Linked DNA regions of Homo sapiens: region 1 is linked to region 2. Evidence: chromatin contacts called from ENCODE Hi-C or POLR2A ChIA-PET data. All regions are on one chromosome and are shown on one strand. Each heading gives the region's core, a stretch centred on a gene start or an enhancer-like site at or near the end of the contact. The rest is flanking DNA. Distances are from core to core; before and after follow the strand shown.

Region 1 (6,358 bases), core at 3,121-5,620, 100 kb after region 2:
CTTGTTCCTGGGCCTTTGTCAACATTCACAGCCTCTCAGACTGGTCTAGTATCTAAAGATGTCATGGCAATGTCATCAATTCCTATGTCAGGAATTCTTCCTAACCATGGGCTTTCTGAGAACCCTTCATTATCAACATCTTTAAGAGCTATCACTTCCACATTGGCTGACGTTAAGCACACATTTGAGAAAATGACCACATCTGTAACTCCTGGGACCACACTCCCATCAATTCTTTCTGGTGCCACTTCAGGATCTGTAATTTCAAAGTCACCCATTCTGACATGGCTCTTATCTAGTCTCCCTTCTGGCTCCCCTCCGGCAACTGTATCTAATGCCCCTCATGTTATGACTTCCTCTACAGTAGAGGTGTCAAAATCAACATTTCTGACATCTGACATGATATCAGCGCACCCATTCACTAACTTGACAACACTACCCTCTGCTACTATGAGCACCATACTCACCCGAACCATTCCTACACCTACACTGGGTGGTATCACTACTGGCTTCCCAACTTCTCTCCCTATGTCTATAAATGTCACAGATGACATTGTGTACATTTCCACACACCCTGAGGCATCCTCCAGAACCACAATAACTGCCAACCCCAGGACTGTGTCTCATCCTTCATCCTTCAGCAGAAAGACTATGTCACCTTCTACAACTGACCACACTCTATCTGTTGGTGCCATGCCTCTGCCTAGCTCTACAATAACATCTTCATGGAACAGAATTCCAACTGCATCATCACCCTCTACTTTAATTATTCCTAAGCCCACACTGGACTCCCTTCTAAATATAATGACTACTACATCCACTGTTCCTGGAGCCTCATTTCCACTCATATCCACTGGGGTGACATATCCTTTTACAGCAACTGTGTCTTCACCAATATCGTCCTTTTTTGAAACAACTTGGCTGGACTCCACACCTTCCTTTCTATCTACGGAAGCATCGACTTCGCCTACTGCCACCAAGTCCACAGGTACTGCTCCATAATGCATGTGGTGTAGCCCCAACAGAATTCATGCACTATGGGTCATGTGTTCTCCAAAGTGGCCCGTTCTTGGAAGGCAGAAAAGAATGAAGAAGGGTGCAGGTGTTTCTTGTCTCCTTCAGACAGTGGGTACAGTGAGTACCTTGTCCAAATACAAAATTCTCTAGCCATCTTTCTTGTCTTTGCCTTATTGAAATATAATGTAAATGTATGTTTTCACTCAGCATGACAATTTCTAAGCCTACTTTCCACCTGTTTTGTTCTTGACTGTCTGACTCTGATTCTGCCAATGTGCACATGGACTAGGAACCTCATCCCTTCCCAGTAAGAGAATCATACGGCCTTAGGTCTGAGCATGCTGACCACACACCAGAAAACACCAGAAAAAAACACCAGAATATATCTTATCTTGCCTTTTGGATTCCTTTTATGCAGGTCTCAGCCTTCTCCAATCCCTACCTGCAGCTGACTAGGAGTGCTTGTCCAAGGCCAGGGAATATTTGGCTTCCATATTGTTCAAATTTGGAATATTCCTGCAACTTTTAACATTCTACAATAGAAATTTGATAGGATACACAAGAGCAAAAGGGAAAAAAGGAGAGAAAAACCCAAAGCAGAAAACAAGGCACAGGAAGAAAAAAACAGTTACTTTCTCAGAGAAAATGATCTTCTGAGATAATGTTCAGTTTGGCCATTGAGTGGACTGAAAGTCTGTTGGCCAATGAGAGTGGAGAATTGGTGGGATTTGTGGAGTGTCTGTCAACTAGAAATCAAGGAAGTGCCCAAATAAAGCAAAACTGGGATGGTAACGTCCTGTTCTGCTTTTTGATATGGAGCCGAAAGTGTTGGTTCTTGACCTTGGAGTTAAATTAAGCTAAGTTTAGGCATGAGACGTTATTATTTGGTTTACTTTAAAACAGAGAACACTTTTCACCAAATTTACAGAAGTCAAATTTCTTGAACTAAATGAATAAAATTAACCTCCTTATTTTTAATTACAGTTTCCTTCTACAATGTTGAAATGAGCTTCTCTGTCTTTGTTGAAGAGCCAAGGATCCCTATTACCAGTGTTATAAATGAATTTACGGAAAATTCGGTAAAATAATCTTTTGCATATTTATGGCATATATAAATATATGTGAATATATACATTTATATATATGACAGAATATATTAAAACTAGGCTTTACTTTTTTCTACCAATAATAAATTTCACAGCTAAGTAGTTTTTTTTTTTTTGCTGCAAATCTGTCTACTCTGTAAGCAACATCATGAGAATGTATGCAATCTCTCTTTCATAGTGCCAATGTTGAAAGCTTTTATGGAACGTTATTATTTTCATTTGTTGAGATCTGTACATTTCCCTTTAGAGACACAAATTCTGAGTCTTTGCCAAATTTTCCTATTTGGGAAAAGTGGGAGAGCAGTGATAACAAAATGTATACTTAAATACAATGGTATTTAAGTATTATTGTTTTCTGCATTTTATTTCTTTTTCCAACACAATGAATGTTTTACTTATCCTTAATTTTTTCTTGATATGACTAATACATACTCTCTGTAACAAAATCAGACATTGACATCAAAAACCCAGAAAGTAAATGTCCTCTCTCTAATACTGCTCTGTGCATTAACTCCTCTTAATAGTTTAAGGTACATTCTTTTAGATATTTTTTCTGTGCATATTATAACATTGATGCATGTGTGTTCTTTTACAAAATAATTGTAGTTGTACTAGTTATGCTATTTTTCAACTTGCTCCCCCTCCTCTGCACTTAACCATGTATCTTTGCACATATTCATGCTGGTAAATATAAATCATACACTTTAACAGATGCATAGGGTTTCACTACATGGTTGTAGTATAGTTTTTTTTTTAAATCCTTTGGTGGACATTTAAGTTGTTTCTATCTTCTTCTCTATTTAGAAACAATGCTGGGCTGGGCACTGTGGCTCATGCCTGTAATCCTAGCACTTTGAGAGGTTGAGGCAAAAGGATTGCGTGAGCCAAGGAGTTTGAGACTAGCCTGGGCAACATGGCGAGATCTTGTTTTCTTTAAAAAAAAAAAAAGTTTAAGAAAGAAACAATGCTGAAAACAATTCCCTAGAAGTAAATTTTAAGGCACTTAAGTATTTTTATAGGATAAATTCCTAGAATTGGAATCAGTAGATGAAAAGATGTGAACCTTTCACATTTAAATAGCTGTCACTAAATGGCCTCCCAGATAGGTGACACCAACTTGCACCATCTCCCAACAGCAAATAATCATATCTGTTTCCCTTCTTTCCCTGTCAGCACTTATTTTCAAGTGTCTATGGCTTGGTTATAAATCCTTGAAAATGGGTGGGTGTATTAGTCTACTCAGGCTACCATAACAAAATGCCACAGACTGGATGGCTTAAACAACAGATGTTTATTTTCTCACAGTTCTGGAATCTGGAAGTCTAAGATTAAAGTGCTGGCAGAGTTGGTTTCTGGTGAGGCCTCTCTCCTTGGTTTGCAGATGGCCATCTTCTTAACTGTGTCCTCACATGGACTTTCCTCTGTGCATACGCATCCCTGGTCTCTCTTTTTCTTCTTATAAGGACACTGGTCCTGTTGGAGTAGGGCTCCACTTTTATGATCTTATTTAACCTTACATCCCCAAAGGCCTTATCTCTGAATATAACCACATTCGGGGTTAGGGCTTCAACATTTGAGTTTTGGAAAGACACAATTCAGCCCATAATAGCAGGTAAAACGTAAATGGAAAAACTTAATGGAGCAGATGGAAATGTTGAGCCAGCTGAAATAATGAGTGCAGCTTAATGATCACACCATCCCAAGTGATTTTGCTGAGTTAAACTAGAGGAGCAGAATACTAAAACTGATTTTTTTTTGTCTTGTACAGTTGAATTCTATATTTCAGAACAGTGAATTTTCTCTTGCTACTCTGGAAACCCAAATTAAAAGCAGGTATGTGAATGACATTTACTGTGGGTCAAAGGGCAATTTGAGGGCATTTTGGGTCTGTTCCTATCTGGAGGGGATGTCCTATGTTTATGTCTGAGATTTAGGGCTGCCACATTTTTAGTTGCATCTTCCTTCCTGAGTAGGTTCTTTTTGGCATGAGGAAAAAAATTGTATTACTATTGTAGGGCACAAAGCCAATGGGAGAACAAAACAAAAGAAAATCAATAGGGGAAGTCATGCAGTTAGACTGAGTTACCTCTAATGCCCTTTTCATCTCTAAGTTTCTATGAATCTGTGATTTATACAAAAATCATGCTTTGAAGTGCTATGTATGGACAATGCACGAGGATTTATAAGGCCTTTTATTTTGGAATGATTCACTTTCAGAAAAGAGAAATTCCAAAGTGAACTTGAAATGTCTAAAGCAAGAATGTTGACTAATCCAAGATTTGCTTGGGGCACAAATTTCGAAAGGTGATTGCAGTGAAATGGGCAGGCACTGAGTAGTATCATGGAAACTATGGCAAAGGCAATTGCTCACCTGAGAAGTATTTCCTGTATTCTTTCGCTGCACATATACTAGTCCTCTGTAAAGGGACACCCCGCAGAAGCTCTTTGAAAAATAGGCATGGCTCTGTTAAGCCATGGCAAACTGATTTTTAAAACATAAAATGCTACTGCCTGTCTTCTGTACACTGGGACTTTGGTTTCTCTTACATATCCAAGTATTAATTATTAATCAAGTATTAATTCATATACATATTAATAGGTTCAAGAAAATTCATATAAATGAATGGAGGTAAATGTACGGTAGGTTATTGTCTTAGTCAGTTTTGAGTTACTATAACAAAAATGCTATAGACTAGGTGGCTTAAGCCACAGAAATTTATTGCTCACAGTTCCGGAGGCTGGGAAGTCCAAGATCAAGGTGTTGGCAGGTTCAGTGTCTGGTGATGGCCCTCTTCTTGCTGTGCCCTCAAGTGGCAGAAAGCAGAGAGACAGAAAGCTCTCCTGTCTCTTCTTATAAGGGTACTGTTTCAAAAAAATTCAAACTGTTTTTTTTCCTCTGTTGTCATACCAACACAACAATCAATATAGAAGACTTCTACGACCAAACGTGTGGGGATTTTCCCCCAACACACCAAGCAGCTGACACCAGCTGGTTGTTCTCTACTTCAATTCTATTCTGGTGTTATCCTCTCAAAAATAGCTTCAGATCTCACAGGTCCCCAAGACTGCCCCTCACCCCAGACACTAGTCAAAAGTCCAGGCCTCCAGAACTTCTGACTAACTGACTTCAACTTGGGGTTCCCGTGACCCACTCTTTGAGCTTGATTAATTTGCTAGAGCAGCTCAAAGAACTCAGGTAAATACTTATGTGCATTGGTTTATTATAAAGGATACTGCAGAAGATACGAATGAAGAGATGTGTAAGGCGAGGTAAGGGACAAGGGGAATGGAGCTTCTATGATCTCCCTGGGTGCACCACCCTCCAGGAACCTCCATGTATTCAGCTCTTGGGAAGCTCTCCAAACCCAGTCTTCTTGGGATTTTATGGAAACATCATTATGTCAGCATTCCTTTCCCAAGTCTCATATGAGGCAAGACTCTTTCTGGAGAGGGTCTTAAGACTCACAATCAGAAAGGTGAAGAAAGATTAGAGTTCCGCCTTGGGGCAGGTGAAAGGAGGGTGGGAGAAGATCAGAGAGATTCTGTTTGCTGAAGCCAGCTTCTGAGGCCTAGCACACCTAACATTATAACAAAAGACTGTAACAAGGGCTATGGGAGTTATGAGCCAAGAACTGTGGATGAAAACATATGTGTACACACACACACACACACACACACACACACAGAGACACATATAACACATCAGGCACCGATTCCATTCATGAGAGTTCCACCTTCATGATCTAATTACCCCTCAAAGGCCCCGCCTCCTAATATAATCACACTGGGGATTGGACTTCAACGTTGAATTTTGGGAGGACACAAACATTCACAACATTTAACTCACTAAACCAAAACTAGAGATGTCTGGGGGTATAAAACATTCTTTTTAAAAACTGTGTCTATTATTTTTCCTTATTACAAAAGTAATATGTGACCACTGTAAAATCTTAGAGCTTTACAGAAATATATATATATATAACATGGACGGTAAAAATCTCTGAATACTTGCCTTCCCCCACCCCTTCAAGAACTCCTGTTAACAGCTTATTTTATTGATTTTTCTAGATTTGTTTTCACACATTTACTAAGAGAATAAGATTCTCCTCTACATACTGTTTGACAACTTTCTTTTCATGCTTTGTAATACATCATGTATGCCTTTTCAGGCCAATACATGCAGATATAGCTCATTTGTTTTAATAATTGTACAGGATTCTTTTATATGATATGCC
Region 2 (6,185 bases), core at 3,574-6,073:
AAGATAATTGAGTTGTTAGTGGCGGTGGCAGCATAAGTTTGTGGATGAGTAGGAGCCAATGATTAATAGGTTTTAAAAATGTCTCAAACAAAACATTACACCAAGTGTTAGAAATACTGAGCTGGCGAGGAATTGGGAAAATTAAGTTTCACCATAAATTGGGAATTCAGAAGATAACAGGTTAAGAATTTATGGATCTGAATTGGGAAGCAAAGTGTTAACAGTGAAATACTCAGTGAAAGATCAGGCCCAACCAATGTTAAGGAGTACATTTATAAATTACCTAAATTAGGGGCTTTCTATCCTGGTTGCACACTGGAATCACCTAACTCACTTTTAGAAAATCAGCAATGCCTGCCTGCCCGCTCCCCATCACCAGTCTCTGGCTGTGGGGCCCAGGCATCTACAATTGTTGAGCTCTATTCTGATGCATATTGAAGGTGGAGAAATAAATATTCTTTTAGAAGAAGTAATCTCCAATGAGATGGTATCATTCTAGGTAGATGTCAAGCAAACAAATATAAATTATACAAGGTGCAAACAAACGTGTAAACAGGCAGAAAAGTGATAAACTTCAATAAGGGTGAAGTGTAAGATTAGGAAAGCACAGTATGAGGAAAAGTAAGAAAACTAAAATTCCAGGATGACACACATGAGTTATTATAGGGGAATCCCTGAACCCTTTAATTCCACACATGGCTATATCTAAAATGTCCCACAATACTGAGCATCTTCAGAAAGAGTATTGAAAATAACACTGAAAACTAACTCTGTTCTTCTTTTGTAGAAAAGCACAGGAAGTAAGCCCCTGTGATGCTGCATACAAGTCTGGTTTCTATGTATTGAGAAAAATGTAACAGTTGAAGATGGGCAGTTAAAGTAACTGAGGGAATAGAGGGGCTGTCCTTGGACTTATAAAATGAATGAACTCTGAGGTGTTAATTGCTACTGAGGGAGTTATTTTACAGCATAATCTTGAAAATGACATCACAATTGCTGCCGTAAGGATCACCATTTTTTTTTTTTTTTTTTACCCCAGAGGCCGAACAGCCCAGATAATATATGACCTAGCTTAATTTGAGGATTAGACTCTTCTCAGCTTCCTTAATAATTTAAGTACTGGCAATTCCATGGACCACAATTATTTTCTGAATTTGAGCACTAGTATATTAACAAAAATTCTTGGTCTATAGACACTCCTATATACCCACTTGCAACATTTTTATGTGAGTGCAGAGAAAACAATAAAGTACTTGTAGTATTGTTTTTACACATTCAGTTCTCCTGCTTAGAAGTCCCAAGGATAGTCCGTATTTGACACTATTTAGCTGATAATTTCCCTCAAAATCTACATTTTTGGCCCAGAGTGGTGGCTCATGCCTGTAATCCCAGCACTTTGGGAGGCCAAGGCAAGTGGATCACTTGAGGTCAGGAGTTTGGAACCAGCCTGGCCAACATGGCAAACTCCCATCTCTAAAAATACAAAAATTAGCTGGGTGTGGTGGTGCATGCCTGTAGTCTCAGCTACTCAGGAGGCTGAGCCCAAGAGTTTGAGGCTGCAGTGAGCCTTTAGCATCCCACTGCACTCCAGCCTGGGCAACCCTGTCTCAAAAAAAGTATACTTTTACCAGGCTAATTAAAAATCTTATTAAACAGAAATAACCTTAGAAGTAGCTGTGGTGAGAATAATGAACCGAATCATATAAAGGTTAATGTGGTAGTAGTATCAAATCTGATTTTTAGACCTTTGTATCCAAATTCCTACTGGTAAGAAATACATTAACAGAAAGGACAGGGTTTAAAAATTATTTAAAATGTCCAGAAAATGGGATAACACCTTTATGTCTGGATATAATAAAGTCAACATTTTATTCAACTTCATTGAATGAAAGAATTTACTTAACATGCATTTAAATGAATGAGGGAATTTACTTAATATTCAGTTAAAAGTAACAGCAAGGTATTTCTGTAGTCCTTATACTAATTCTAAATCCAAAATTAAAGTAAAAGTTATATTTTGCCCAGAGATTAAATAAGAAAATGTGTAGTGTATTACTAAAACTGAATTATGAATCTTAATCTGTATTTATAGAACTTTTCTAAAAACTTCCATAACACATATTATATACCATTTCACCATTTACAAAGTTCATTTGTATTACTTCATGTAATTCTTACAACAATCCTATAAAGTGGACGTAATTATTTTCCCCAATTTTTTTTATAGTTGAAAAAACTGAAGCTAAACATAACTTTCCCAGTTCACACAGGTAGTAAGTGGTGAAGCCAGAACTTGATTTAACTGTAAATTTCAAAGCAACTTTATTTTGAAATATTAAGAAAAAATAACAGGAAAAGAAATCTGCCATCAGAGAACCATAAAAATCAGGCAGATTCACAGAATTTTGCCTCAAATAGCAAAAGCCAAAGTCATAGGGCTGAGACTTTCAGAAGACCTCCAAGTTCAAACCAAAGATAGCATGTCTTGAAGACAAAACTGGAGACAATTTTCTACCATTTAGAGCTGTCTACAATGGAATGGCTACTTGGAAAAATATTAAGCTCCTCATGAGAGTGCCCATTCAAGTGGCAGAAGTGCCCCAGGATTTTACAGCTGGGACTCTGGATGCCTGACAAGATCATCTTAAGGTTTCTCCAACTCTAAAATTCTATGATAATCTAGCTGTCAATCTCCGTAGCTTTTTCTGCATTGGTAGAAATTATTCTTTGAAAAAGTTATTCTAAACTGAGAAACACTGGTGAATTTAGAAAAACAAGAAGGGAAAGGTGATACGTCAGTGGCAAGTTTCTTATGCTCATCTGGTTGAAATATTCAAATAAATTTTTATTTTAAAACAATTCTGCATAAAAATATAAACACGTGTTTTGTTAAATATTTGGTATGCTACAACCTCAGCACAGTGCTATGCACAGAAAACATCACTCAACAAATATATATTTACACTTTATATGTAACACATATATATATACATGTATCTATTGCATGCATACATAAATGTATAAAATAAATGTATTTTGACTGTGCTATGCATTTATATGTTATGTATTCAAGACAGTTTTAACTCTTGCTGCCAGACTGCCAGCAGAAGATGAAAACAACATTTTAGCAAAAACATCTGTCTCCTTGACCCCTTCAGGAAAACGCTGAGATCTAAAGGGCAGTTCTGGTCAAGTTGGTGCTCTGTGAAAAAAGTCTAACATGCGATATTTACAATTCCTAACATGAAGTGGGCAGCAAGGTTTTAAACCAGGGTCCTAGGTTAAGACTTTTACATGGCTCTTAAGTTTTTGGTTTGAAATGCTGTGAATTCCAGTATCTGTCCCATATATAATTTTAAAACACTTTCCAACATCTGATATACAAATGCTTTTAGGGGTTTATCCGGTTCACAGCTTCTTCACCATATTGGAGTAATGCTGGTTAATCTAAATCACTGAAATAAACCAGTGCCTGAGAGCCACAGGTACCAATAAGCAACACAATTTATTGGAGACTGTCTTTCTAGGTGAACCATAAGTATAGACACGGAAGGAAGATTCTTTTCTCCCTAATGAATGGTGAAAGTGTATGTAGTATATGCTTCTGACACAGTCTTTGGAGAGCTGATTCAAAGTCTTCTCAAGTAACATATAGCTTCCCAATCGTAAACAATCTAACTTTTTAATTGCAAATGCAAAAAAACCCCTAAGAAATTCAATTAAAATTAATAAAATCGTTTTATTCGCGCTCATAGCAGAGGGAACTAGTCTAACAGGCTAAAAGCAACCTCCTGAAAGGAAGAAATCCTATCTCAGGTAGTGGAGCAGTCTCCTGGACCAAGCAATGTGCTGTCAAATTGTATAAGATTAACGGTTTTCGAGGAGGGAAAAACGTTTTGGCGATGGGACTAGTTGAGGAAAAAGCACTCTGAAGTGCTGATTCCCGTTCAGTTCAGCCTAGAGACTGCAAGATGTCCCACAGAAGATGACATCTTGTTGAAGTCATGTGCTACAGCAGGCAAATCAGGAGATGCAAAGAGCCAAGTTTCATCCCAACTTTTAAAGCAACTTTTAAGCATCCCCACCCTCACCCAGCTTCCTCCCTGGACCTTGACCGGGAGGGTGCAGGAGGTAAGCCTTTGGGAGAGGCAAGGACTGCGACAGTAAAAGCGCCTAAACTCGCCCACGACCCGGGCTGGGGGATAACTCAAACTTTCCGTGCCTGGAAAGGCTGCCTGGCGGCGGAGGCGGCGCCGGCGCGCGGAGTCCCTGCGGGCGCCCGCACATCCCAGGCAGCTGTGCGTTCGTTGGGGCGGTTGCGCGGGCGGCCACCGCCCCCCAAGGGCAGATGGGGCACGGGGCGGTCCGCGGGGTCCGGCTTCCAGCCGCCCCCGCCCCGCCCGTCGAAGCAGAGCCCGTGAGTTGCCTCGCGCCGCGTCCGCGGGGCTCAGACCGTTGGCAGCGGCAGTTCGACCGTTGGCGGCGGGACTCAGGCGGCTCGCGGCGTCGGCTGACAATTTCAACCCCCCGCCCCCGCCCCTGTCCCATCCCAGGGCACTCCGGCGGGGGTGAGGGGAGGACCAGATAGCACGAGGCGACTCCAGGGAAAAGTTTTGTGGCGCCCGCTGCGCCGCTCCGACGGCCCGGGGACTGCGGGAACCCTGCCTCCCACGCGGGCCCGAACCACCCCCGGGAGCCACCCGCCCGCTCACCCATCCGTGCCCGCAGCTCTCTCAAGGATGGGCTGCCGCCAGCGCCAGCTGCGGCGCCGTCCGCCATCATCGGAGTCGGGACCGGAGGCGGTGGTGGCTCTCCGCATACATTGCGCAGGCGTCGGCGCGGCCTCCGCTTGGGTCGTGGCCGGGCTGCCGGTGGGCGGGGCGGGGCGGGGCGGGGCGGGGCGGGGCCCGAAGGGCCACCGCGCCCGCCTCGGACCTGCGAACCGGGCAGGATTGCCCCTTGCGTCCCACGTCCTGACCGGCTGGGCAGCGACTACCTGGTCTAAAGAAACCCTCTCCTATGTTCCGTGCTCTGCCCCTACTGCATTGTGAGGACTAGCCAATCAGCACCCAGCTTGGCCCCCCCAACATTCCTTTCTTCACCTTTACCTAGCAACACAGTAACATTCCTTCCTCATTCATTCATTCATTTAAAGAACATTTACGGCGTGCCTCCTGGGTGCGCTTGTATCATGAGTTTACTAGTCCTTGAAACATTACACAAAGAAAGACCCAAGTTGGGGGAAGAAGCCTAGGGAGAGGTTGGGAGTCGCAGGCTTGCTTTGAGGTGCTAGGGGCCCCATCATGAGTAGGCTTCCCTAAACTGTTGCACAATAAATCATGACACATAGGTCTCAAAGTTGGGTGAAATATCTTTAAGATGTTTGTGAGTCTTCAAAGAGAGGCAGAGGACTTATTGGCATCAATCTCTCCGGATTTTGGGAGAGACTCTACCAGGTTGCAGAATGTTTTTCCCATTCACAAGGAAAACCGTCATTGGCCTGAGGCTCCTTTAAGGGGCAGACCTCACTTCATGGGGGCTTGCCCTTATGAGGTGGAGTCACCACTGTTGTGAGTGTGTGTGTAGTGACATAGTTGTAGGCACGCAGTTTATGGTTGGGGCCATTAAGTGTGGTGCAGGAGATCCCAAAATGGGGCTGGACCACTTGTGAGATGGGCACTTTGGCGAGACCACTGAGTCTCCAAATGACATGGGAGCTGTAAAATGGAAGAAGCTAATAATAGCATATATTACATATGTTAGCAATGATAGCATAAGTTACATATATTAATATATAATATATATAATATGTAATATGGGGCAGGCACGGTGGCTCATGCCTGTAATCCTAGCATTTTGGGAGGCTGAGGTGGGTGGATCATTTGAGGTCAGGAGTTCGAGACTAGCCTGGCCAACATGGTGAAACTCCGACTCTACTAAAAATACAAAAATTAGCCGGGCATGGTGGTGGGTGCCTGTAATCCCAGCTACTTGGGAGGCTGAGGCAGGAGAATCGCTTGAACCCGGGAGGTGGAGTTTGCAGTGAGCCATGATAGCACCACTGCACTCCAGCCTGGGTGACAGAGCGAGACTCTGTCTCAAAAAAAAAAAAAAAAAAAAAAAGAAAAGAAAAGAAAAAGAAAAAAAAGACATTACGTTGCACCTACAATTTTAACAAAAATTAA

Evidence for each region. Hi-C counts contacts between places; a loop is a spot of excess contacts on that map. ChIA-PET counts read pairs that join two places held with the same protein, here RNA polymerase II (POLR2A). Pooled maps may share reads with other maps.
Region 1: a pooled map shows a loop between it and region 2 (2.7-fold over the local background). The contact joins the enhancer-like site here to the promoter of MAP7D3 in region 2. A Hi-C loop is called at or near these places in 1 of 50 pooled maps. POLR2A ChIA-PET finds 5 or more read pairs at or near these places in 4 of 52 experiments (IMR-90, OCI-LY7, activated CD4-positive, alpha-beta T cell and 1 more).

Annotation. Positions count from the first base shown.
Region 1 is chrX:136,349,446-136,355,803 of GRCh38, forward strand. It overlaps ADGRG4 (adhesion G protein-coupled receptor G4), which reads left to right. Exons shown (of 26, transcript NM_153834.4): 6 at 1-988; 7 at 2,002-2,096; 8 at 3,892-3,956. Among named protein-coding and RNA genes, the nearest start is that of ADGRG4, 52 kb to the left of the region's middle. RefSeq lists an enhancer at 3,327-4,526. Within about 2 kb of position 4,371, at least 4 of the 41 ENCODE cell types and tissues checked have a DNase peak (open chromatin) inside an H3K27ac peak, as active enhancers do.
Region 2 is chrX:136,246,577-136,252,761 of GRCh38, forward strand. MAP7D3 (MAP7 domain containing 3) reads right to left here and starts at 4,824. Exons shown (of 19, transcript NM_024597.4): 1 at 4,713-4,824. The coding sequence starts at 4,782. RefSeq lists a silencer at 4,541-4,930.